6 separate regions of the Mus musculus genome follow, and all the other regions are linked to region 1. The links are chromatin loops, found by intact Hi-C in ENCODE. Cell type or tissue: left cerebral cortex. All regions are shown on one strand.

Region 1 (4,000 bases):
TGGAAAACCTTAGGAAGGAGGGGGATGCATCTGGGCTGAAGGCCACACAGCAGGAGAGGGCTTCTGAGGGTAGTTGAGTCTATAGAGTGCTCTAATCTGGGGTACCGGGCTGTAGTAAAAGTAGGGTCAAGGGACGGTCTGGCATGTAAGAGGGAAAGGTCTTTGGCCCCCAGCCGTCCCGCAATCTTGGGCATTTTGTGCCGGGGCAGGCGCCAACCCGCACAATCGCTTTTGTTGTCTGGACTGGTTCAGCCTCGCTCTCTGCTGGGCGAGTTGCCCCCCTCTTCAGCCACGGGAGCCCGGACGCCTGGCTTCCCGGCCCCACCCTGATGGGTCAGCGCCTTTGGCCTGCGTCTAGTTCTGTCCCTGGCTCACCTCATACTGCCGGACGCAGGGGTCCCTAGAGGTGGCCGCATCCTGGGGAGTGGGGTGGACCAAGCTACAATAGGGGACTGGTAGGCGGCGGCAGCACCGTGGGAACCAGACGGCTTTATCTGGCCCGGAACCACCCCCCTCCACCCCCTACACGGAGGAAGGGCGGATGTTCTTACCCCGGGCCTGGCCGGCAGGGGCGCGATGTGGGGGCCTTCTTTTCAGCAATGCCCGGGCCCACGGCCCTCGGGGCCGCCTTTGCCTCAGCAGAGCTCGGGCCTCCTGCAAACTAGGTGGAAGAGGGTGGAAGAGGCTGTCACTACTATTAAATTGGCCTCCTCACCTCAAGGGGGGGGGGAACCCTCCTAAGCCAGGAGCACTTCCAGGAGTGGGTTTGCCCAACATTGCCCCCAGCCCTTTTATTGGGAGCAAGGCTTGGGATATCTTTAGAGAAATACTTTCAGAGAAAGGACTATGGAAGAAGAAAAAAAAAAAAAGGGTATGGAAAGAGAAGCGATATGAGATGGATGGGAAGGGAAAAGTGGGTGGGGCGTAGAGACAGAAACAGATCAAGAAGCAAAGACCCAATGATTCAGCCAGGCAAGGAAGAATAAACAGAAACACAGACAATGAGTTAATAGTGAAAGGCCAGTGTGCGTGTGCGTGCGTGCGTGTGTGTGTGTGTGTGTGTGTGTGTGTGTGTGTGTGTGTGTTGGAAGGGGAGGAATTATATGCTTACGTCAGTGGCTGCCAGTTGAGGGATACCTGACTCTTCTCCACGGGACTGCGGCTGGGGCTGGGCACCGAAGGTGTTGGGGTCAGGCACCCCTCTAGACCTGTGCACTTGGCAGGTGGGCAGTTCCGGACCCTGCAGGAAGCTTTAGAGACAATCAGGGATTCAGTAGAAAAGCAGGGCCAAGCCTCTGCCATCGTCCATCTCTTCATTTTGGATGACGCTGGGGACCCATACCCATACCCCACCTGGAAGAACCCACCTCGGGTGCAGCGGCTACTCTTAGGTGTCTGGTCTAGGCAGCAGTGACAGGCAGCAACACTGTAAATAGGAGAGTGGGACTGTTCAGGCCTCAGAACAAAGGAGAGCAGGGGTGGAGGACAGAGGAGAAACCAAGACAAGATTCAAGGGAATTCCAAGCACTCATTACTATCATTATTTTGAGACAAGGTCTAGAATGTACTGTGTAGCCCAGGTAGCCCTCAAACTCACGACAATCCTCCTGCTTCATTCTCCACTAAAGCTAAAGTTACATACATAAGCCATCACGCCAGGCTTAAAATTATTTCAAGAGACTTTCAAAGGAGAGTTCTAAGCGAATCTACAAGCCTGGACTGTCTGGGATCTAGAACTCCGCCCACTAATTCGAGGAGAGTGGAGGCTCAGACGCCATCCTAACATCGAACAGTAGGTGGCGCTACATGCACAGACCTCGGCGGCTGTGCACTGCGGTGTCGCCTTAGACTACGGGTCCAGCACAGTGCTGAGGTGGTAGGGATACCGAAGTCCAGAATTGGGAATCCCGAGGCCTGAATTTTATCCAGTTCCCGCCTTTCTAGGATGTACGTCCTGGGACCAGCGTCTCCTGGTCCTTGAACTTCAATGTCCGAGAGGAAAGGGTCTTTTCCGGATATGTCTCAGTGCCACTGGGTCTCAGCCGCGACCCTTCAGCGGTACTGCCAGAGCGTCGTCACCCAGGGGCCCCCCAGACAAGTCCATTATCCCCAAGTTAGAGGGGGGGGTGAGGGATGATGGTGCGCGTTCAGACCCAGAGAGAAAAACTTTGGAAGATACTGAGAAAGGGAATCCAATGCCCGGATCCATTCTAGATGAGTGAGGCTTAGAGGGAGCGCAGGCTGCCCTGGGGGAGCCTCTGAGACCCTCGAATCCTGTCGTCATCCCTCCCGCTTTTCCTCCAGGTTAACCCCTTCCCAGTCCCGCCCCCGGCGCGGCTCGGGTTACTAAACGCATTCCCAGAGACCCAGGCGGGAGCGGGAGCGGAGCCCACGGCCTTTGTAACGGTGCGCAGAGCTGCCAGGAGCAGGACTGGGATGCTAAGCAGACCATCTCCTCCGATCCTGTCACCCGCAGACGCGATGGTGTCCTATAAACACTGAAATTTATAAACTACCCTGGACCTTACCACCAAGTCATTAGTAATTCATTCAATCCGGAGGAGCTCTGATCTCAGAAAACTAGAAGCGTCAGAAAATCCAAGGATCCCCTACACAGGTTTCCTCCAGTCCCCTTGCCAGGAGCCTATATGCGTCTTCCTAATCTATTAGAAGAACCTAGAAGTCTTTTCCAATTAATCCAGCCCCCCTAGAAACCCAGAACACGGCAACTTTTCTTTAAGATCTCACCACGACCTTCCAGCACCTTTAAAAAAAAAAAAACACTCAGGAAACTTGGGGAGCTGAAGGCTAGTTCAAGGGCCCCACCCATCGCTATTATTCTAAGAAAACTCGAAGTCTTACCCGGTATCAACTGGGGTTCTTTCCCCAATAAACTCGGGAGTTGGCTGGAGCCTTACCCATCCTACCCCTCTGGAGGGACCTCCGCTTCAATTTCTCAGCGCATCTCGAATTCTAACGACTGCAAAGTAGGGGCTCCCAGCAGATCCAAGGGCTTTGGCCTTAGCATCCTTCTACCAAAAGCAGTTGCTTTGTAGCCTCCTAAATCTGAAGGTCTTGCTCCTCCGAGACCACAAGACTTACTGGGTACAGCACGAGGAAGAAGACGCTGCAGTGGGCTTACCCGGCCTGGTGGCTCGGGACCACCGCTTTCTCGATGGGGCTGGGGCTGGGGCTGGGACTGGAGCCGCTAGCAGATGTGGCGGCTGGGAGCAGCAGCAGCAGCAAGAGGGGGCAGGGGCCGCCGAGGCCAGGCCGGCGCATCGTGTCGGGTGCAGAGTCCGGCTCCAAGAGGGCAGTGTGTCCAGTGGGTCCGGATCGGCCTGGCCCCGGTCCCGCCCCCTACCCCCGCCTCAGCCAGAGGCCGACTCACTTTCTCCACCGTGCAAGCCTGGGGCTGTGAAACTTCCCGCCAATCAGAGCCCTGCACTGTCAGCGCTCCGAGTGAGGCCAATCGGTAAGCGACATGGGAGGGGCTAGATGGACAGGTGCCGGGCGGGGTTGCCTGGGCGGTGAGTTCTCCTGGAGGTGGGAGGATTTCAGGAGTTAAGAACTGATTGCCCCAGTCTCTCTTGAGCAGAGGTCCCAAGTGACACAAGTGGTTACCACCGAGATGAGTGTTCAGGGGCCTCAGGTCCTCTCAGCTGGAATTGCTTTAGCAGGCCTCCCCCTTCGCTCAGTGCTGGTGTCTCTGAACGTAGCTGTCTGTCTAGTGGAACTGATAGATTCCCCGGTACCCACTTCCCAGGGGAGAGACCAGACTCTGCTGATGAATCAAACGTGGTGTCACTTCCCAGGGTGAGTTCCAGGCCAGCCTGGGCTACTTAACGAGACCCTTCTTCCTCAGCCACACCAAATCTCGAAGTAACAAGAATTTAGTATTGGATCTTACCCCTGACCCAGGGGCCATCTCTATGGCCCACATCAACTCTTCCAGGAAGATGGTCCTGTCCATTGTTTTAGCCACACCATCTGCAAGAAC
Region 2 (4,000 bases), 190 kb after region 1:
AGGACACCAAGGAGGTAGGGGTGGGGTTGCACAAATCCTCATAGGCACAGTCAAGATTGGTTTTGTTTTGGTATGTATATCTCCCTCCATGGTTTCACAATGTATCCCTGGCTGGCCTTGAACTTACTATGTAGACGAGGCAGGCTTCAAACTCATGGCAGATCCTCCTGCCTCTGCCTCCCAAACAATGGGCTCAAAGTTACACACCAACACGCTAGGCTTGCAGACGAATTCAGAGCAGCAGGATGGGCTCTGACTTAGGGGCTCATCTTGGGGGGAAGTAGGACCAAGAAAGCAGATGGGGTGATCCAAGAGGAGTCCCAGGTAAAAGATGTAACTGGGGCATTCGTGGATTCCGGGCAGATTTTAGAGCTAGAGACAACAGAATTAGAATTGATTGATGGGTTTCACAGTGTGAGGGAGAGGGGCTGGGGAGATGCTCAGATAGTAATGTCCCCGCTGAACAAGCATGGAAACCTCAGTGCAGACCCCTACCATCCCCATGAAAAGACGGCTGTGGCAGCACACCTGTAATATCAGTGTAGGGGAGGTAGAGACAGGAGGATTCCTAGAGCTTGATGGCCAGCCAGTCTAGCCAATCAGCAGGCTCGGTGTTCCAGGAGGGGAGGGATCTTATCTCATATATAAAAGTTAGAGAGCGATAGAAGACATGCGATGCATGTGTGATGACACACATGTGCACACGCATACAAACATCTACACATACATTTAGAAAAAGAAGGGCCAGCAAGATGGCTCAGCCAGTTCAGGTGCTTGCTGCCAAGCCTAAGGACTTGAGTCCAGTAGCCAGAACCCATATGGTGGGAGCAGAGAACTGACTTCCTGACTCTGGAAGTTGTCCTCTGACCTCTACACATATACCACTGCATTTGCATATCCCTCCCCCCACTAAATTCAGTTTAAAAATGAAAAAGTGTGAGGGGCAGCTGGGCATTGTGGCAGCCTCCTATATTTCCAGCACTGCACAAGTGGAGGCAGGAGGATTAAAAATTCAAGGTCATCCTTGGCTGTTAAACAAGTTCAAGGTCAGCTTGCACTTTCAAGGTCTGTCTTGCACTACCTGAGACCTCATCTTTAAAGAAAAGATGTGAGAGAGGCTGAGTGGGCTCAAGTTGAGCCAGAGCCTGCGGATCTAGACAAATGCAAGGTGGTTCTAGCCTCTGTTCCTGTTCCTGACCCTGGGTGGGCACCTAAGCTGTCCCTTGTTCCCCCTAGATCCCACTTCTGCTGAGCCTCTGTCTGGGCCTCATCAACCTACTCAGACACCCCTCTTGTGCCTCCTCCATCAGAGCTCAGACTCCTCTGCCTGCTTATCTGTCAGCAAGGCACTGGTGATGACTGGGCTGGCAGCAGCACCCAAGGGCAGGGCTGGACCAAAGCTGCCTATACTGTGCCTCTCCCCGTGCCCCACTGAATGTTAGAGACACAGAGACAGGAAGAGATGGGTATTTCTGCCCTGTTGGATGGAAGGACAGTGAGCCGAGAGGAAGAGAGCTCTGTAGACCTAACAGGGCTCACACAGCACCTGGGGGTCGCTGGCACCCTTCAAGTGCTTTCAGAATGAAGGGACTCCACATACACTGGCTCAACTCTCAGTGTCACTGAAGTCCTAGGGGGCGTTGAGTCCAGACTAATAACTATTTCATGATTGGCCTTGTGTGCATGGAGGTAAGAGGTGACTAAATGGATAAATAAATGAATAAATAAACGCAGGGAAGCTGCAGCCTGCCCTGAGTCACAGGAATTCACAGTGAGACTGGAAGAGCGCCACCTGGTGGCGAGAGGAAAGGCAGGCGCCTACCCATGGCCCATGGATTACCAAGAAGCTTGGTAATTACAAGCTGAAGGCCTTCGGGGTGTTGTCAGTGTCTGACGGTAAAGATCTTAGAGGACTTGGTTTTAGGATGGTACCTTTCCAGTCCATGACACAGAAACAAAGACAGAGACACTGGGAGATGAGGATTAGCTGAAGAGGCAGTGGGAGAGAGAGAGAGAAAGAGAGAGAGAGAGACAGAGCCACTGGGTGGTGGCAGCACATGCTTTTAATATCAGCACTTGGGAGGTACAGGTAGAGGTGGATTTCTGAGTTCTAGGCCATCCTGGTCTACAGAGTGAGTTTAAGGACCACCAGGGTTACACAGAGAAACCCTGTCTTGAAAAACAAATACACACACATACACACACACACACACATACATATACATACATATATATATGAGAAGGGAGCCAGACCTGGTGAAACATGCCTATAATCCCAGATTATTGTACCTTCTACATTTCCTCTCTTATGAATGACCCTGCCTGAAGTTCAATCTCTAGGACCATGGAAGACAGACACACAAATCAAAGGGAGGACAATACTGATTGGTGTAAAATGCCTACTAGTTCCAGGCCTCCAGAGACACAGCCTTGAATAAAATACAAAGCTCTTGTTGTCATGGGACTGGAGTTCTATTTTTTTTTTCATTTATTTTCTTTTTATATGTGAGTGCAAATGTATGGATGTATGGTGTTCCAAGAGGTCAGAGGGCTTTGGATTCCCCCTGGAACTAGAGTTCCAGACAGGTGTGAGCTGCCATGTGGGTGCTGGGAGCCAAACCTGGATTCCCTGCAAGAGCAGCCAGTGCTCTTTACCACTGAGCCATCTCTCAGGCCTAGCGGGTTAAGTGCTTGCTGCACACAAGCAGAAGAGCCTAAATTCAGATCCCCAGGGACCCCATAAAAGCTGGGCTTGACTTTATAATCCCAGGGCTGAGGGGATGTAAGGGAAGACAAGAAGATCCTGAGGGCTCAGTGGCCCGGCTATCTTGCCAAAGTTGTGAGTTTCAGGTTCACTAAGAGACCTTGCCTCACAAAATAAGGTTACAGCGGTAGAGGAAGATAGAGGACCTTTGGCCTTATACATGCACACATGGGTGATGACACCCACATATGCCTATAACACCTCCAACACACACAACACCCCCCCTCAGGGAAATATATATATAGTATGTGAAATGATGTTAAAATCATAGCTGGGAGCTGGGTGAAAGAACAGGAATTCAAGGACATCCTTGGCTACATAACCAGGTTGAAGCCAGCCTGGGCTATATGAGACCCTGTCTCAAAACTAACCAACAAAAAGGACAGAGGATATGGGTGAATACTTGCCTACTATGCACTACAGCAGGGGGAGGGTCCCAACTATTATAGGCACAAGTTCAAGCAGAGAATCAGACAGAGCCAGACCTGACACCTGACACAGAAGCAATAGCTAGAGGACAGAGGCAGGGTCATTCATAAGAAAGGAAGTGTAGAAGGTACAAGAGCTAGGCAGACACAGGAGATACACAGGGATGAGTCCCAGGAGGGGCCTATCCTGTCATCTCTACCACTCCACCAACCCAGCTGCCCTGTGCTCCATCCCCTCTGTCCTCCATAGGTGATCGACTTTGGCTCGGCCAGCATATTCAGTGAGGTACGCTATGTGAAGGAGCCTTACATCCAGTCCCGCTTCTACAGGGCCCCAGAGATCCTGCTGGGGCTGCCCTTCTGTGAGAAGGTGGACGTGTGGTCTCTGGGCTGTGTCATGGCCGAGCTACATCTGGGCTGGCCTCTCTACCCAGGCAACAATGAGTATGACCAGGTGCGCTACATCTGTGAGACCCAGGGCTTACCCAAGCCCCATTTGCTGCATGCGGCTCGCAAGGCTCACCACTTCTTCAAGCGTAACCCCCACCCCGATGCCACCAACCCCTGGCAGCTGAAGTCCTCTGCTGACTACCTAGCTGAGACCAAGGTATGGGGGAGCATGCAGGGTGAAGACAGCCTGTGCTGGGGGGTGGGGACGATACTATATCGCCATGTCTCTTTGGCTGGACTGAGGGTCTAGGTGAAATGTGGAGCCTGAGTTAGGTCACATATCCTCCCTGTAGCAGTGGGAGAGTGATGGATTGGAAATCAAGAATCTGGTATGAGGGGGACGACTGGAGAATTGAAA
Region 3 (4,000 bases), 350 kb after region 1:
TGAACCCTGCCTTCCAACCACGGTGTTTCTTTCTCTCTATGGACTCAGGGAGTAGGGGATGAAGAGTGCCTTCCTCGTGGCTTTGCCAGCAGAGTCACCTGGCATTAGGACTTTTTCTGGGCTTAGGTGATAAGAAAAATGGAATCTCAGGGAAACCTTTACCGTTTGTCCTTCCTTCTTCCTTCTCCTCTTTTCCTTTTGAGCCAGGGTCCCACTATGTATCCCTGGCTGTCCTGGAACTCACTTTGTAGAGTAGACTGACCTTGAATTCACAGAGATCTGCCTAGGATTAATGGCATATGCTGTACCAACAGACCTGGCAGGTGTATGTCTGCCTCCCTCTTTAAAGAAAAAAAAAATCTGTACTTTTATTTTCAATTATGTGTATGTTTATTTGTGTGTAGGTCTCTGCATACATATTCCAGAATATAGCATAGGCTCTCCAGGAGGTGAAGTGACAGAAAATTGTGAGTGATACAATGAGTGCTAGGAACCAAACTGGGGGTCCTCTGTGAGTGCAACGCCCCCTCTTAGATGCTCAGCCATCTCTCCAGATCCACTTTTCTTTCTTCCCTCCTTCCTTCCTTCCTTCCTTCCTTCCTTCCTTCCTTCCTTCCTCCCTCCCTCTCTCCCTCTCCTCTCTCTCTCTTCTCTCTCTCTCTCTTTCTCCTCCTCTTCCTCCTCCTCCTCCTCCTTCTTTTTCTTTTTGTTTCTGAGACCAGTATCTCAGGTTGACCCTGAACTCCTGGCTGTTCAGCTTCAGTCTTCCCCACTCTGGGATGCTGGGATTGCAGGCACTTCCATACTCAGCTGGACAGGTGCTTTTTCATTATGCATACGTGTGTGCTTACACAGGATATTTGCATGTGTCTGTGTGTGAATCCTCATATATCTTGCTCGCTTTTCTCCATATAACCGTGGAAGTCCTGGAACTCATTCTGTAGACCAGACTTACCTACAAACTCAGGGCTGTGCCTGCTTCTGTCTCCTGATTGCTCGTTAAAGGGTATGTACCACCACTGCCCAGCTATCTTACTTATTTTTCATAGGTTTCTTCATGTTTCTCCGTATTTTTTCTTTAAACTTGTTATTAATATTGTTGTTAGTATTCTTTGAAGTTTTTTTTTTTAATTTATTGATTATATGTAAGTACACTGTAACTGTCTTCAGACACTCCAGAAGAGGGAGTCAGATCTCACTTCGGATGGTTGTGAGCCACCATGTGGTTGCTGGGATTTGGAAGAGCAGTCGGGTGCTCTTACCCACTGAGCCATCTCACCAGCCCCTTCTTTGAAGTTTTTAAAAGATAGAGTCTACTTAGCCCGAGCTGGCCTCAAACTCCCGATTCTCTTGCCTAGTTCTCCTGAGTATTGAGACTGCCATTGGTTGTGTTCTGCCATGTCTGGCTCCTCTTTTTAGAAACAAGTATGTGTGTGTGCATGCACATGTGCACACGCTTCCGTATCCTATCCCTCCTCCCCATGTGTGGTGATCAGAGGACAACTTCCTGGGTTGTGCTTTCTCCCCCTCCATGTGGTGCCAGGAATGGAACTTAGGCTGTCAGACTTGGCTTCAGGGCACCTTTATCTACTTAACTGTCTCACTCCCCTGTTTATATTGCTTTAATACTGGCAGAGCTACCTTGTTTGGAGGTTTTTAATTTGTTTCACTGTCCCCACGATTTGCCTGTTGAACTTACAAAGGCACTTCCTAGCAGAGCTCTCCAGTCCTAGAATCAGTGAAAAACAGCAAAACCTTGATTGTCCCCAGTGCCAGCTTCTTCCTTCTCCCTTCTGGGGATGGGGGGGGGGGCGGGACGCAGACAAACACTAACCTTGACAATCTCCTCCTCTTTGTCCTTTTCTCCCCTCACCTCCATCCTTCTGCTTGATGATATCTGTAAAGGGATGGAGATCCGTTTGCGGACTACTGACCAACAATGAACCCTTCTCTTTGCTTTTATCCTTGGACTCCTAATGCCACCTAGTGGCCATTATGTGCAATGGCAGGTTTCTAGATTTAAAAATGAAAAAACAGTAAAAATTTATCTCATCCATTTTAAGTGGGTCAAGTACCCGTGAGCAGATTATCTGGTGGTTCTGTTTTAAAGACATTGTCCAGATCTCCAGTCATCAGACCGCTTGACTGGTTCTAAGGGATCCCATAAGAGGGTCTCATTCCCACACCTGGAAGACAGTGCTGCTCTTGGCCAGAGGCCTCAGCTCTGCCCAGAGAAGCCTCCCCCTAGCAGCCCAGTGCTGTGTCTGATTCCCCCAGAGCAAGAGAACCTCCATAAGGAAGGAGAAAGCTGACTCATCTATTTTTAGTGTAAAACGTTTAATTGAAAAACGCTCACTGGGTGTGGTGTGCTTCACTTTCATTAAATATACAGAGAAGATTGTAGAACTCCCCCGGACAAACTGGTCAAATCTTTAAAGGTACACCCTCCACACACCTTAGAGACCAATACCATGGGACCAGAGTACCCAGGCCCACTGAGCAGGGTTCGGCTCATGTCCACCTTGCAGGTAGTTCTTTCTCTCCATGAGGTGGGGTTAGGGTAAGGAAATCCTCTAGTCCAGGCTTTTAAGATGTTTAATTTTTAGAGCGTTTTAAATTTTTCTTTGTGTCAGCCTCCACAGCAGTCCATGTGAGCACTAGCCATGTAAGCACGGGTGTGCTTGGGAGCCGAGAGTGAGCGTCAGACACCCTGGACCTGGAATTTAACGTGGTACATGGTGTGTAAGTTGCTTGGCATAGGTCTTGGGAGTTGAGCTTGGGTCCTCCTCAGGTCTGCTGGAGGATCAGCTGCTGAGCCACCTCTCCTGCCCTGGTAGTGTCATTATTAAAGAGTTGCAGGTTTGCTGTTTAAGGCAATGCTGAAGCGGATTGTCTTTTTAAAACTAAGATTATTATGCAGAAGGGTGGTGGTGTAGGCCTTCAATCCCAGCACTTGGGAGGCAGAGGCAGGTTGGTCTATGTGACTATACAGAGAAACTCTAAAAACAACCAAAGAGTTGATTAGAACGGTTATTAAATCCATGGATAGACCACAGTGTGGCAGAGGCTGTAGGAGAATCAGGCCCACTAGGCAGATGGAAGGAAGCATATTTGTTTTGTTTCTTTGATTGATTTTTTTTCAAGACAGGGTTTCTCTGTGTAGCCCTGGCTGTTGAAACTCACTCTGTAGACCAGACTGGTCTTGAACTCAGAGATCAGCCTGATGCTGCCTCCCAAGTGCAGGGATTAAGGCATGGACAACACCGTCCAGCACTGTGAGGGCCCCTTCTTATACTTATTACAGGGAGATACCCCATGGCATGTGATTGTCAGGTAACCTACAGTGTGTGCTTGTAGTTGGGTTTCTGATTCCTGGACACCAGGTGGTAAGGAGGGAGTCTGTTAACCTGGGGCCCACATGGAGAGGGTGCTAAGAGTTTCAGGGAAGAAGTCTAGGAAAACAAACTCCTGGAGGGGAGATATAAGGTGGCTTTGTCACATGGAATGAGGGACTCCACTCTGGTCTGTCGGGCCTCATGTCCTCGATTATTATAAAATGAACTATTTTTAAAATATAAATGTATTTATATCACAGTGTGAAGTAATCTGGTGGTTGCATTTCTTTTAACTTTTGTTAGTCCCCAGTAACCACACAGAGAAACAAAGCTGCACCCAGATACTGGGCAATTATTGATCTATTAATCCTAATCTGGGCAATTATTGATCTATTACATCCTAATCTGGGCAATTATTGATCTATTAATCCTAATCTGGGCAATTATTGATCTATTAATCCTAATCTGGGCAATTATTGATCTATTAATCCTAATCTGGGCAATTATTGATCTATTAATCCTAATCTGGGCAATTATTGATCTATTAATCCTAATCTGGGCAATTATTGATCTATTAATTCTAATCTGGGCAATTATTGATCTATTAATCCTAATCTGGGCAATTATTGATCTATTAATCCTAATCTGGCTACCTGCTCCATCCC
Region 4 (4,000 bases), 110 kb after region 1:
GCCCCGGCCGGCCCCGCCCCGCTCAGCCCCGCCCACTAAGGGTGGCTGTCTCTAGTAGGCAGAGCGCTAAGTGACAAACTGCTCTAGCACCGCCCACTCCCTTCCCTAGAAGGGGCGTGGCTTCTACGTCTAAGCGCCTATCGGAGAAGGGGCTCTGGAAATGCAATTTGACTCCTCCGCCTACTCATGCTCTTTCCAGCGGGAGGCGTGGTCGCCTCGGTCCCGCCCTTTGAACCCAAATTAGGAGGGTGAGGCGGAGGCTGGAACCTTGTCTGGTCCCGCCCCCTCCTTCTGGGTCGAGGAGGACCCGCAGCGCGCCTCCTCGCAGCCACTGTGTTCCCGCGCGTCCTCGGAGTTCTCAGCTTTTCCGGCCCTGGACCCCGCAGCATGACTGTCAAGAAGATCGCGATCTTCGGTGCCACCGGCAGGACCGGGCTCACCACACTGGCGCAGGCGGTGCAAGCAGGCAGGAGCCGGGGCGGGTGGGGGAAGTCATGAACACCGGGCGGAGTTTTGGGAAAAGTCGTCCTGGGGGCCGGGCGGAGACCACACGGGGCGGTGTGTGCCCCAGCCTGTGGGCCAGCAAGTGGTCACGGGGGCACAAATGGAGGACTCTGACATTCAGCGTTATGTGGGTTCAAGGCGTAAAGGAATTAACTGTGGGAACCTGGAGGACTCCTCTGACAGTTCTATGCAAACCAGGGGTTCTTATGAAATGTCGTAACTGTGGTGGTGGTCCTAGTTAGCACACCCAGAAAGGGTTTTCTGAGCCAGGACTAGCTTGGCATCCAGCCAGCCGGGCCATCTCCTTACACGTGTTAAAATTCTGGTGACCCTCATTTGGAATGGGAACTAGTGTGTTACCCCACTTGACACATAAGAAAACTGAGGCGGAGAGGACTTGCTGGTACATGGCTGTGTCGGGATTTGAACTCCGGTCCGTGGTCTTAAGCACTAAAAAACTGTCTGCAGGCTCATAGTTTGGTCACTGGAACAGAAAATCGAAAAGGTTAGGCAGCAACTTACTTCAAAGAGAATGGAGGTGATCACCCTATAAGAGAGGGGCAGTCCAAGAACTGAAGTCCTGGGAAGGACATTGAGCTTTGGGGCCTCCCGAGGGGAGGGCGCAGGATCCCCCATCATCCCCTGGCTCCTCAGTCTAGAAGTTAACTCTGGACCAGACGTGAAAGTTCCAGATAAAGAGCCACACCCTTGCTAGCCTTGGCGATTCTTAAGATATTGACTATCAGAGTGCCCCAAAAGGGTGGAGGCCACAAAGAGCCCAGTCCCTGCTGGTTCCCAGCACAGCTCCTGCTTTGGGTGAGGCTTTTTCTAGAAGTTCCATCCCCCCGCCCCCCATGGGCTATCCTTTCCCCCAGGGACTTAATGAGGGCCTTAATTCGTGGCAAAGGAGAGCGCCCTGGGCCTCCCAGAGAAAACAAACTACAGGCTGGCTGTGGTGGTGTAGACCTGTAATTTCCCCCACCCCTGGAGAGGCAGAGGTAGGAGACTCAGGAGATCAAACCTATCCTTGGCTGCGCAGCAAGTTCAAGGCCATCGTGGGCAACCTTAGACCCTATGTCAAAACAACAAAACAAAAGCAAGCTGCTGATAAATCATTTCTAGGGAGGAACAGGGAAAGGAAGAGAGAAGTTGACAAATGCTGTGTCACCATGAATTTGTGGAGTATCCTGTTAAATACCTTAATCCCCAATACCACTGTTTACTGATGGCTCTCCCTGCTGGTCACAGTCGGAACTACACGAAGGATTTCCGGGAGGCCTGGCCTTTTTCTCCCTGTGGCTCAGAAAAACCTGTCAGAAACAGGAAGAGGAAAAAAAAAAGAAAAGAAAAAGGAAAAAAAAAAAAAAAAAGGCAGGAAGGGATTAGGGGATATAGCTCTCAGAGATGAAACGCCTGCCTGGGATCCACCTGTGAGAAGAGGCTTGAGGGGGGCGTGGCTCAGTAGGCCCCACGGCCTAGCGGCCTAGCGTGCCCAAGAAACTGCACAGTCAAGGAAAACAAGTAGCTAGGAAGGGCTTGGGTTTTAGTCCCTCAATGTCATTTTGTAGGACCAAGGGTCTAACAAACAGACTCTGGGTTCATCCTGTGTATTTAAACAGCCAGGTCTACCACATACCACAGTGATGTGACCAAATACTGTGTCATCTACAGTCAAAGACCTAAATATCTGTAAAATAAATAAAGAAAAGAGAAAAGAAGACCAATATTGAAGCAATGGTTGCGGGCTAGACAGATAGGTCAGTGGGTAAAGGTACCTGACAACCTGAGTTAAATCCCCAGAAAGAGAGAACCAACTCAGAAGAACTTGACCTCTGACTTCCATACATGCACACACACAAATAAGAGTAACAGATAAACAGAGGTTGCTAGCTGGGTGGTGGTGGTGGTGCAAGTGTTTAATCCCAGCACTTGGGAGGCAGAGGCAGGTGAATCTATGTGAGATCGAGGACAGCCTGGTCTACAGAGTAAGTTCTAGGACAGCCAGGGCTACACAGAGAAACCCTGTCTCAAAAACAAAACAACAACAAAAACAGGGGTTGCCTTGAGACTCTGATGAAATGACTTACAATGCAGAAAGTGCTTAGAACCAAGGCTCATGCCCAGTGGGTGCTTATACTCCTCAGCCAACTGAACTCAGATATAAAGATTATAGCCCAGTCTTAAATGTAGCTCTGGTTTTCTCTACCCACTGTGTGCCCAAGGCTAGTTACCAGAACCTGCCTCAGTTTCCCTTTCTTGGTATGATAAGAATGGCCACTTTGTAAAATTGTTACAATCTAGGACTTTTCAAACTAGGGCTCAGTGTGAGTGCTGGACTGCTTTAAATTGGTCACAAACGATCAAAATGTATCAAGTTGCTGCTGCGGGAGTCGCTAGAATCTGAGCCTAGGCCCTGGCAGCCAGGTCTGACCACGTGTCCTCAGCAGGTCAATTAGTGAGAAAAACTAATAGTGAAAGTAGAAAAAGGAGATGAATTTAATGTAAGCATGTCGGGAAGCTCCTCTGCTACCCAGACCCAGCCTTCAAGGTCTTGATGAAAGCTACAAGTTTAAATAGAAGGCAAGAGGTACCCACGCATGCGCAATCCCTCTCGTTAATGGTGTGGTCATCACAGCCATCATCTTGTTGAACCCTGTGTCCTCCAAGGTGCTCTGACAAGTTGTCAGAGCCATGAAATCTCTTCCTCTTCTGGTTGGCACAGGGCCCCGGCCTCCTTCTCCTGCCATCATGAGGCATTTGGGAAAGTTGCACTTTTGGAGTGGGGGGTCCACTGTTTCAAGCAGTCTGATTATCATCTGCATTCCTGCCAGGATAAGGTTACAGAATGCCAGATGTTGGATTGACATATGAATTTATGTGTACTGGTCAGGCAGTGAAATTTTGTATTGAGTGTTAAGATTTTATTTTATTTTATTTTATTTTATTAATTCTTGAAAGAGCTGGAGAAATGATGAGAAAATCCTATACTCCCAAGACTCAGAGAGTGGAAGGTTCACACTCTCTTTTTAAGGTTCACAGCCAGTTCTGGAAAACATAGTTCAAGGCCAGCCTGTTTTGTGTAATACTTTGCCTCCAAAAATAAAAAAGGAAGGAAGGAAAAGAAAAACCTTAAAAGTGAATGAATTTTGCAACTTATTCTCAAATAGGAAGAGAAACAGAAAGACAGACAGATTTGTACATGTGTGAATTTTCTATGCAAATATATAAGTTCTGCATATCATATACTATGTATATAAGTAAAAAGAGGAAGCAGGTCTAGAGAATCTTGCAACTTCTCTATAGCTGAGATTACTTAAAAATAAAAGCTTAACAGAAAGCCTGACCAGATGTTTGACACCTGCAGTTAGGAGGTAGACAGCAGGAACAGCACAGGGTTTAAGGCCAGCCTGAGCTACATTGTGAATTCGGTGATCGTGTGGGCTACAGTGTGACACTCTGACAAATAAATAAATACAAGAAACATGAACAAAATGTT
Region 5 (4,000 bases), 150 kb after region 1:
TAGGGGGCTGGTGAGATGGCTCAGTGGGTGAGAGCACCCGACTGCTCTTCCGAAGGTCCAGAGTTCAAATCCCAGCAACCACATGAAGATTTATCTTACTTTGTATACATAGGTGTTTTACCTACATGTCTGCCTATGTACCACATATGTGCCTGGAACCCACAAAAGCCAGAATAGGGCATCTGGAATTATATTGTTGGGACTCCTATGTAGGTGCTAGGAATCAAACCCATGTCTTCTGGAAGACCAGACAGTAGTCTTAACAGTTTAACCACCTCTCCAGCTTCACAGACTAGCTCTTTGTTGATTGACTGTTTGTTTGTTTGTTTCTCCACACATGGTTTCTCTGTAGCCCTGGAGACAGAACTCAGCTTGTCACTTAGCAGCACCAGTGTCTTTACCCACTGAGCCACCTCCTCAGCCCAGCATTCTACTGTTTGGATTTGTGTTTGTGCTTGTTTGGCTGTTTATGTAGTACGTGTATCGAGTGACTGAGAAAGTCAGAATAGGGTGTTGGATCTTCTAAAACTACAGTTATAGGCAGTCATGAGCTGCCATGTGGGTGCTGAACTGAACCTGAACCAGGAGCCGAGCCTGGTCCTCTGCAAGAGCAACAAGTACTCTTAGCCACTGAGCCACCTCTCCAGCCCTTAATGTTCTACTCTTAGTAAATCATCAGGCTATTTTACTTTATTTTATTTTTCAGTGCTGTAACCAAGTGCAGGTGTTTAACATGCTGAAATGTGAGGCAAGCACTCTTTCACTAAACTGTACCTTTCCAAACATATTTTAAGAATAGCTGAAGGCCAGGTGTGGAGCGCAGGCCTTTAACCCCAGCTCTCAGGAGGCAGAGGTTAGTGAATCTCTGAGTTAGAGGCCGCCTGGTCTATAGATTGAGTTACAGGACAATCATGGCTGTTGCCCAGAAAAACCCTGTCTCAAAATAAACGAAAACCCAAAACCAAGACAAAGAGACAAACAAAAACATACACAAAAACTAAACTAAAACCCAACTAACCAAACAACCAAAAAAAAAAAAAAAAAGAATATTAGGTGTGGCATAAGTCTCTGGTTCCAGTCACTGACAGGCTGAGGAGGGTTGGTTGCTCTGTTTCCCAGGCTAACTTGGGCAAGTTAGTGAAACTGTCGCAAAAAAAAAAAAAAAAAAAAAAAAAAGTTCGTCGGTTTTTTTTGCTAGTTTGTTTTGTTTTGTTTTGTTTTGTTTTAAGACAGGATCTCACTCTGAGGTCCAGGCTGGATTCAAATCCACTAAGTAGTCCGGCTGCAAACTCAAAGCAATCCCCCATACTTTAGTTTTCCCATACTGGGGTTATGGGTGTGAACAACCACGCCCCGCAGGAAATTATTTTCAGGGACTTAAACTGCTGCCCAAAGTCACACAGCTCCTCCGGAACTGATGCCCAGGACGTGACTCTGGTGTCGTTCCGTCCCCCCCTTACTCCCGTCTTTAATCATAGTAGAATCCAGTTGTCTCACTGTATTGAGTCCAGTATCCTAAGCCCTACTGAGAAAACTGTTAATTTTGTAACTCTCAAGAAGTAGGTCCTCTTCCAGAAGTCATACAGTTTTCTAAAATAACACATGAAGTGACAGGCCTGTACTTTTTAAAGTACAAAACCCCTACCTGTCATCGCCCCACAAGGGAAATCGCTACCAGAGCTGTCCCTTCGCTCAGGCAGTCCTCCTGGGCATGCGCTTTAGGGACAACCTCCCCCCTCCTTCTGGAACGGCCCCGCTCAGGCTCCGCCCACCACCACCAACGAGAGCCGATCCCTGAGCTGCAGGGCGGGGCTGCCACGCGAGTGGGCGGGAACTAGGGATAGTCGAGTGTCTGGAGTCGTGCGCCGGAGTCAGAACTGCGCCTACCGTCCCAGGTGTCGGTTGCTGGAGCAGAACAAGCTAGCGATGCTACGGCAGCCGCTTCCTGATTGGCTGCGTGTGGCTCCCTCTTCGTTCTGATTGGCCGCGAGTGATCTGTGTATGTAAATGAAGGGGCCTGGTGGGGAAAGACGGGGGTACGGGGGGCCGGGTTCTTTAGGGTGTTCGATACCTCAGCTAGGTAGATGGTGGCCGGGGCTGACCGGGATCGAGCGCCCAGGGCCTGTATGTGTCGCCCGCCCGGGCCGGGCTGGGTGAATCACGTCGGAGCCCGAGAAGGGGGCGGAGGCGCCGGCTCCCTGGCTCCGGCTGCGTGACTCACCCGCCCCCGCCGCCGCCGCTCCGGGAGGAGCCGCCTCCGCTGCCTTCCGGAAGCGAGGGAAGGCCGGGCTCACTGAGCGGCCCGCGGGGGTCGCGGCTCGCTGTGGCCCGGGAGGGACAGGCGGTACCCTGGGGAATCTAAAGGATCCCGGGGTCACTGGGGCCGGAGTCCCCGGGGGAGCCCAGGTTGGAGTACCGCTAGGGGGCGCCGGGACTCGGGGGGGCGGAGTCGGGGTGGGGGCTGAATTCCTGCGGTTCCCGGCTCCCGGGTCTTCAGCGAAAAGGGCAAAGACTGGATTTTTAGTGTCTTGCTAGGTCTAGGCAGCGTCCCCGGGACTGAGACCCTGCGGCCTTTATGCCCCCGTTAGATTAGGCTAGGGGCTTCAAACTCTAGTCCTCTTGGAAGAAAGTACCGATTTTCAAACTTCTGTCAATGACTTACTCCCGCGGCCCTTCAGGGTTTCCCTTGTCTCTCTCTTTCCTCAATAAGTTCGGGACCCTTACTTCCTTGAGTGACTACTAACAGCTTAGGCTTTAAACCCAAGCGGCCAGCATCCCAGTGAGTACAGCAGTCGGAAGGCAGGCAGTTCAGGCCCACTTCTATCTCCAAACCTACACACACACACACACACACACACACACACACACACACACACACACATGATGCTGCCCCGCCACCGATCTTTCCCCAGGCAGCAGCTACCGGGGATCCTCTAGAGACCTTGCCAACTAACGTCACCATTCATCTTCCTGCCTAGACCCTACCCTCCATGACTCTGTCCTGACACTCTGAAAATCCAAGCCTCCTATTCCTGCCCGCGCCTCCTCCTGCTTGCTCCCCACCCCCACCGGGACTCCTACTGTGTCACACTCTCTGCGCCTGCTCCTAGTGTGTGGTGGCCTTCTTTTTTTTTTTTTTTTTAAACTCCCCAGTTCAGGTTTACCTCTCTCTGTCTTCCTTTGGCTCTTTCAGGAAAGCCTGGCCCTGCTTCTCCATAGCCTACAGTGCAAACAGCAGGACTCAGCTTCAATGTACTTATCTTTCTTAGAAAAACCTGCCTTGACTACCTCCCAGGATGGCATCTTCCTACCACTTTCTGTACATTTGACCATAGAGTTCCATGCATAGCAGATACTCTGTATTGAACTGTGTAAGATGGCTGTATTTGTAATCAAGGAATGGAACACACCTGTAATCCTAACCCCTTGGGAGACTGAGACAGGAGGATTGCCTGGAATGGCTGGTCAGCCCGGACTACAGTGTGGGGCCCTGTCTCAAAAGAGCAAAACCAAAGAGTGCTTATAAATAAGAACTAGTGATGTGGTTTTAGAGCTTGCTGTTCCTACAAAGGACCTGATTTCAGTTCCCAGTACTCACATCTGATGGCGTACAGTTACTTTAAAATCAGCTCCAGGGATTCCAGCAGCTGGCTTCTTTGGACATCTGCACGCTCATGCGCGCACACACACAAACACAAAAATGTAAAATAAAAGTAAAATTTCAAGTACTAATGACCATGTTGCAAGGGCTTTTTGTTCCTTTAATCTAATCTGTAGTAGCAACTTATAACAGAATGCTGTCTGTATCTCAGAAGCTCACTGAGGACGCTGAGAATATAACTCAGTTGGTAGAATGTTTGCCTTACATGCAGGAGGCCCAGGAAGTTCCATCCCCAGCATCAAATACACCAAGTATGGTGGCACACACCTGTAATCCCAGCGCTGGGAAGGGGAAGAAGGGAAGAGCAGAAGCTGCCTACATAGCACGTTTGGGGGCAGG
Region 6 (4,000 bases), 170 kb after region 1:
GTCTAGGCCTGATTTTCCCTCTCCTGGCTGGTCGCAGTGCCTTGCATTCTCCCAGGTCCATCCATGCTTGGTCAGGTTTCAGTTCACAACCAGACTTTCCTTTCACACCACCCAACTTTGCAGTACAGCAACAGGCCCAGAAGTGCAAGGTGCTCCGCAAAATCTTGTGGTTTCCTAGACAGAATCAGACCTCTCGCTTCCCCTTCTGGGAAGCAGATGTGAACCCTCTAGCGTGTTTCAGAGCCAGGGCCAGCAAATACCATGAATGCCAGTTCTGCTGCGGTCACCATTCATTACCCACGCACCCCCCCCCCCTTCATTGGATTCCTTTTCCCGGGGGAGTTATGCATGTCTTGGAGTTAAGAGTTCACAACAGCATTCTTACACATATTCAAGCCCACAGAGGGCAAGACCCCATTCTTCCATCCCGCATGGCTTAAGGGTGTCTCCCTTTATTAGAGGCATGCCTTTGTCCTGTAGGAATAACTATTATCAAGCTGAATATTTTATATTTTGGTTTGTTTAGTTTCATGTTGGGAACAGAACTCAGAACCTCGTGCGTGCTATGCAAGACTTCTACCACTGGGTTAAATCCCTAGGCTTGTTGTGTAGTTATTAAAGCCCCATTTGGTCTTTAAAATATGGATATTGGAATTGGCATTTTGTCTTATGACTTTAGTCCCAGTACTTTAAGGAGGATCTCTGAAGGAGGATTTCTAGGACGTTCTGGGCTACAGGAGTCCCTGTCTCAAAAATAAAATGAAAAAAAAGGAAGAAAAGGAAGAAAGAATGGAAAATTAATAAGCTTCTCAAAATCACCTAATTTGGCACTTCTAGTCCCGCCCCATGATCTTGCCCCGCCTACTCATCCCCTCTTCTTCCAGCCCCGCCCCGCCCCTTGCTTTTCGGACCGCGACCCTCCCAGAGAGCGAGCGGGAAAGGAGAGCTGTTTAACCACAACGCGGGTCCTAGAGAAGGAACGCCATGGCGAGCTCTGGGCGAGTTGCCGTCTTGGAGCTCCATGGCGACCCCTTGCTGCCCCTCGCAGGAGCTGAGACGGGCGGAGTTGGTGGAGATTATCGTGGAGACCGAGGCACAGACCGGGGTCAGCGGCTTCAACGTAGCAGGCGGCGGCAAAGAAGGAATCTTTGTCCGTGAGCTGCGAGAGGACTCACCGGCAGCTAAGAGCCTCAGCTTGCAAGAAGGTAGGCGTGGTCTGCATATGGCAAGGCGGAGCCGGCCTATGGGGGCGGAGTTAAGAATTTGCCTTGGCCACCGCGCTGGGGGCGTGACTTGGGGAGGGCGGGGCACATCGGGTCTGTGGAGGCGGAGTTAGGAATCTGCTTTGGGTCCGGGGCCTGGCGGGGGCGTGGCGGAGTGGGGCGGAGTCTGAAGGCCTGGTGGGTCAGGGTTGACCTGCATGGGTGTGGTTAGGTATCCGCCTAGAGTGCTGGCAGGATGAAACTGAAGTTGTGCTTATTTGCTAGGAGGCGGGGTTAAGAGGTTGTGGCGAGGCTTTCCTTGTTCTGAATCTAGCTCCTCCAGCATGCCAGGCCTTTGCTCTACCACCGAATTACATTGTTTTGGGGGCTCGGAAAGGAGCCCAGGCCTGCCTGAACTCGCTGTACAGCTGAGGATGTACTTCGTCTACCAAAAGCTGGGATATAGGCACGCACCCCTATGCCCGTCTTTCTATTTTTTTAAAATTTTTGAGTCTAAATTGCTCGAGTTGGCCTTGAACTTCCTGTGTAACCCTGGCTGTAAACTTAAAAAATAATTAGTTTATTTTATTTGTATGGATGTTTTGCCACCAACTATGTCGGTGTGTGATGTATCTGTTGTACCCCTGGAGGCCAGAAGAGGGCTCGGAATCCCCTGTGCGCCACCAAGTGGGTGATAGATCCTCTGGAAGAGCAGAGAGCAGTCTTAACTGCTGAGCCATCTTGCCAGCCCTTGGCCTTGAACTTTTGATCCTTCTGCCTCAGCCTCCAGGGTAGCTGGGATGACAGGCCTGAGCGACCATGCCCAGCTGGCACTATGATTATTTAGGGCCGGTTCATTGTCTGTGTTGGACTCCCAGAACCCTCGTGATATTTCTGTGTCTCCATATTTTCATCTTTAAATGGGAATAATTAGCACTGACCTCATGAGGTTATTATGTAGCTTAAATGAGTCAGGTTTTGAAAACAGCACACAGATAAGTGTCACACAGTAAGCACTATGTAAGTGCTAATTAATGTGTTATTGGGACAGGAAAAAGGGGTGGAGTTAACTTGAGATGGAGAGAGGAACTTAATTAAATGAAAGATGTTTTTAAGAACTATGGATAGAGCTGTTTCAACTTATGCATTGCATGTAGCAATTATTCTTTCTTTAATTAATTATTTTTAAAATGTATATGTTCATTTTTGTCATACTGAGGATGGAACCCAGGGCTTTTTGGATGAATGCTAGGTGAATGCTCTATGAACTGTGCTCCCAGCCTCTCATTGGTGAGCTCTAGGCAAGCCTTCTACCAGTGAAGTACATCCCGTTCCATAACAGTTATTTACTAAGCATCTTACTGCTTTGGCTACAATGGTGAACAGAACACAGAAAGGTCCCTACACATAAGAAACTTACAGAAGGGCTGGCGAGATGGCTCAGTGGGTAAGAGCACCCGACTGCTCTTCCGAAGGTCCAGAGTTCAAATCCCAGCAACCACATGGTGGCTCACAACCATCTGTAACGAGATCTGACTCCCTGTTCTGGAGTGTCTGAAGACAGCTACAATGTACTTACATATAATAAATAAATAAATAAATAAATGAATAAATAAAAGAAACTTACAGAATAGTGGGGTGAAACTCATGAGAAGGTAGGGGCAAGGGCAGTTTTGAAGGGCTCATAAGGACTATGACTTTTATTCTGTGACATAAGCAGAAGAGAAGCAGAAATGAGTCTTGTTTAGCTGCTTTATTTACAGTTGGCTGAAATGTAAGAGGCAGCATCAGGGACAAGATCAATTAGCCTCTAAGAAGTGATGGATGGGCAGGCTTAATATGGTGGTGTTGGAAGGACTTGACTCTCAGATATTCAGGACTAGGTGTGGGCTACCATAGAGAGGGAGGCCTCAAGGATGCTTCTAGGCATCACTTTTAGGTGATAGAGTGACTGGCCAGGTTTCATCCCCACTTCATTGGTTGTGGGGAATCTCCAAGGAGGTTTGACCTGAGGACTGAGTGGCCTGCTGATACCTGTTTGGAGAAAGACAAGGTCGGAGTGTTTTTTAAAAAACAAAACAAAACAAAACACCCAAGGACAATTTTATTACAGACTGGGAGAAAAACCCCAGTGCAGGCAGTAAGTCTTAGCAATTGTTGAGTGGGGGAGAGGAAGAGAGAGAGCCAGGTCTTTTAAGTTAGGGTCCAAGAAAGCAATGGAGGTTAGTAAGTAGTCACATGGCTAAAGGGATGGGGGGAGGGGTGTGGGAGCCTCAGAGAAAGAATAAGAAAACACAAAACACTGTGCCAGGGAAAGCATGCCCAGGCTCTGAGCAGTATCCAAGAGAACAGAAAGGGATAAGAGGAGCAGTTGCCAGGCTTCAACGTGCTACCTGATAGGAGCTTGGCAGACACGGCCTTTAGTCTTTTCTTGTTTGTTTGTTTGGTTTGGTTAGGTTTTTCAAGACAGCCTTTCTCTATGTAGCCCTGGTTATCCCGAACTCCCTCTGTAGACCAGGCTGGCCTCGAACTGACTTACTACTGCCATTTGCCTCTGCCTCCCAAGTGCTGGGATTAAAGGCATTGCCACCATGCCCAGCTTGTTTTCTTTTTCTTTTTTTTTTTAAAGTGAATCTTTTTTTTTAATTTTATTTATTTATTATATGTAAATATACTGTAGCTGTCCTCAGACACTCCAGAAGAGGGCATCAGATCTCATTAAAGATGGTTGTGAGCCACCATGTGGTTGCTGGGATTTGAACTCAGGACCTTTGGAAGAACAGTCAGTGCTCTTAACC

The links. Hi-C counts contacts between places; a loop is a spot of excess contacts. Peaks named below come from ENCODE experiments on the same cell type or tissue, not always from the same donor. Only the 100,000 strongest peaks of a DNase experiment are listed, where the experiment ranks them.
Region 2: a loop joins it to region 1, with 3 times the contacts of the local background. A loop is called at or near these places in 18 of 42 quality-filtered maps.
Region 3: it touches region 1 in a loop (2.7-fold over the local background); 12 of 42 quality-filtered maps call a loop at or near these places.
Region 4: it touches region 1 in a loop (5-fold over the local background); 9 of 42 quality-filtered maps call a loop at or near these places.
Region 5: a loop joins it to region 1, with 2.4 times the contacts of the local background. A loop is called at or near these places in 6 of 42 quality-filtered maps.
Region 6: it touches region 1 in a loop (2.3-fold over the local background); 11 of 42 quality-filtered maps call a loop at or near these places.

What each region holds. Positions count from the first base shown.
Region 1 is chr7:27,334,286-27,338,285 of GRCm38, forward strand. Gm30543 (a long non-coding RNA gene) reads left to right here. Exons shown (of 2, transcript XR_391221.3): 2 at 2,305-2,527. It also overlaps a transcript of Ltbp4 not described here. Among named protein-coding and RNA genes, the nearest start is that of Ltbp4, 2.6 kb to the left of the region's middle. In left cerebral cortex, CTCF peaks have their summits at 558 and 1,788 (motif pointing right); DNase peaks (open chromatin) are centred at 262, 1,794, 2,315 and 3,406; H3K4me3 peaks cover 503 bases.
Region 2 is chr7:27,524,854-27,528,853 of GRCm38, forward strand. It overlaps Hipk4 (homeodomain interacting protein kinase 4), which reads left to right. Exons shown (of 4, transcript NM_001033315.2): 2 at 3,443-3,799. Among named protein-coding and RNA genes, the nearest start is that of Hipk4, 3.6 kb to the left of the region's middle. In left cerebral cortex, a CTCF peak has its summit at 1,788 (motif pointing left); DNase peaks (open chromatin) are centred at 666, 1,401, 1,791, 2,711 and 1 more place; H3K27ac peaks cover 445 bases.
Region 3 is chr7:27,683,927-27,687,926 of GRCm38, forward strand. It overlaps a transcript of Zfp607b not described here. Among named protein-coding and RNA genes, the nearest start is that of Zfp607b, 3.4 kb to the right of the region's middle. In left cerebral cortex, CTCF peaks have their summits at 1,173 (motif pointing right) and 1,983 (motif pointing left); a DNase peak (open chromatin) is centred at 1,926.
Region 4 is chr7:27,447,731-27,451,730 of GRCm38, forward strand. Blvrb (biliverdin reductase B (flavin reductase (NADPH))) reads left to right here and starts at 248. Exons shown (of 5, transcript NM_144923.3): 1 at 248-466. The coding sequence starts at 388. In left cerebral cortex, CTCF peaks have their summits at 481 and 1,749 (motif pointing left); DNase peaks (open chromatin) are centred at 129, 788 and 1,782; H3K4me3 peaks cover 1,021 bases; H3K27ac peaks cover 462 bases.
Region 5 is chr7:27,485,080-27,489,079 of GRCm38, forward strand. Sertad1 (SERTA domain containing 1) reads left to right here and starts at 1,874. Exons shown (of 2, transcript NM_018820.4): 1 at 1,874-1,999. It overlaps Gm38972 (a long non-coding RNA gene), which reads right to left and starts at 1,881. Exons shown (of 5, transcript XR_881906.2): 1 at 1,646-1,881. In left cerebral cortex, CTCF peaks have their summits at 2,408 (motif pointing right) and 2,613; DNase peaks (open chromatin) are centred at 1,839, 2,804 and 3,063; H3K4me3 peaks cover 2,255 bases; H3K27ac peaks cover 2,083 bases.
Region 6 is chr7:27,506,899-27,510,898 of GRCm38, forward strand. It overlaps Prx (periaxin), which reads left to right. Exons shown (of 7, transcript NM_198048.2): 5 at 1,049-1,205. Gm15541 (a long non-coding RNA gene) reads right to left here and starts at 1,061. Exons shown (of 3, transcript XR_881907.3): 1 at 1-1,061. In left cerebral cortex, CTCF peaks have their summits at 1,076 and 1,859 (motif pointing right); DNase peaks (open chromatin) are centred at 1,265 and 1,864; H3K4me3 peaks cover 1,202 bases; H3K27ac peaks cover 869 bases.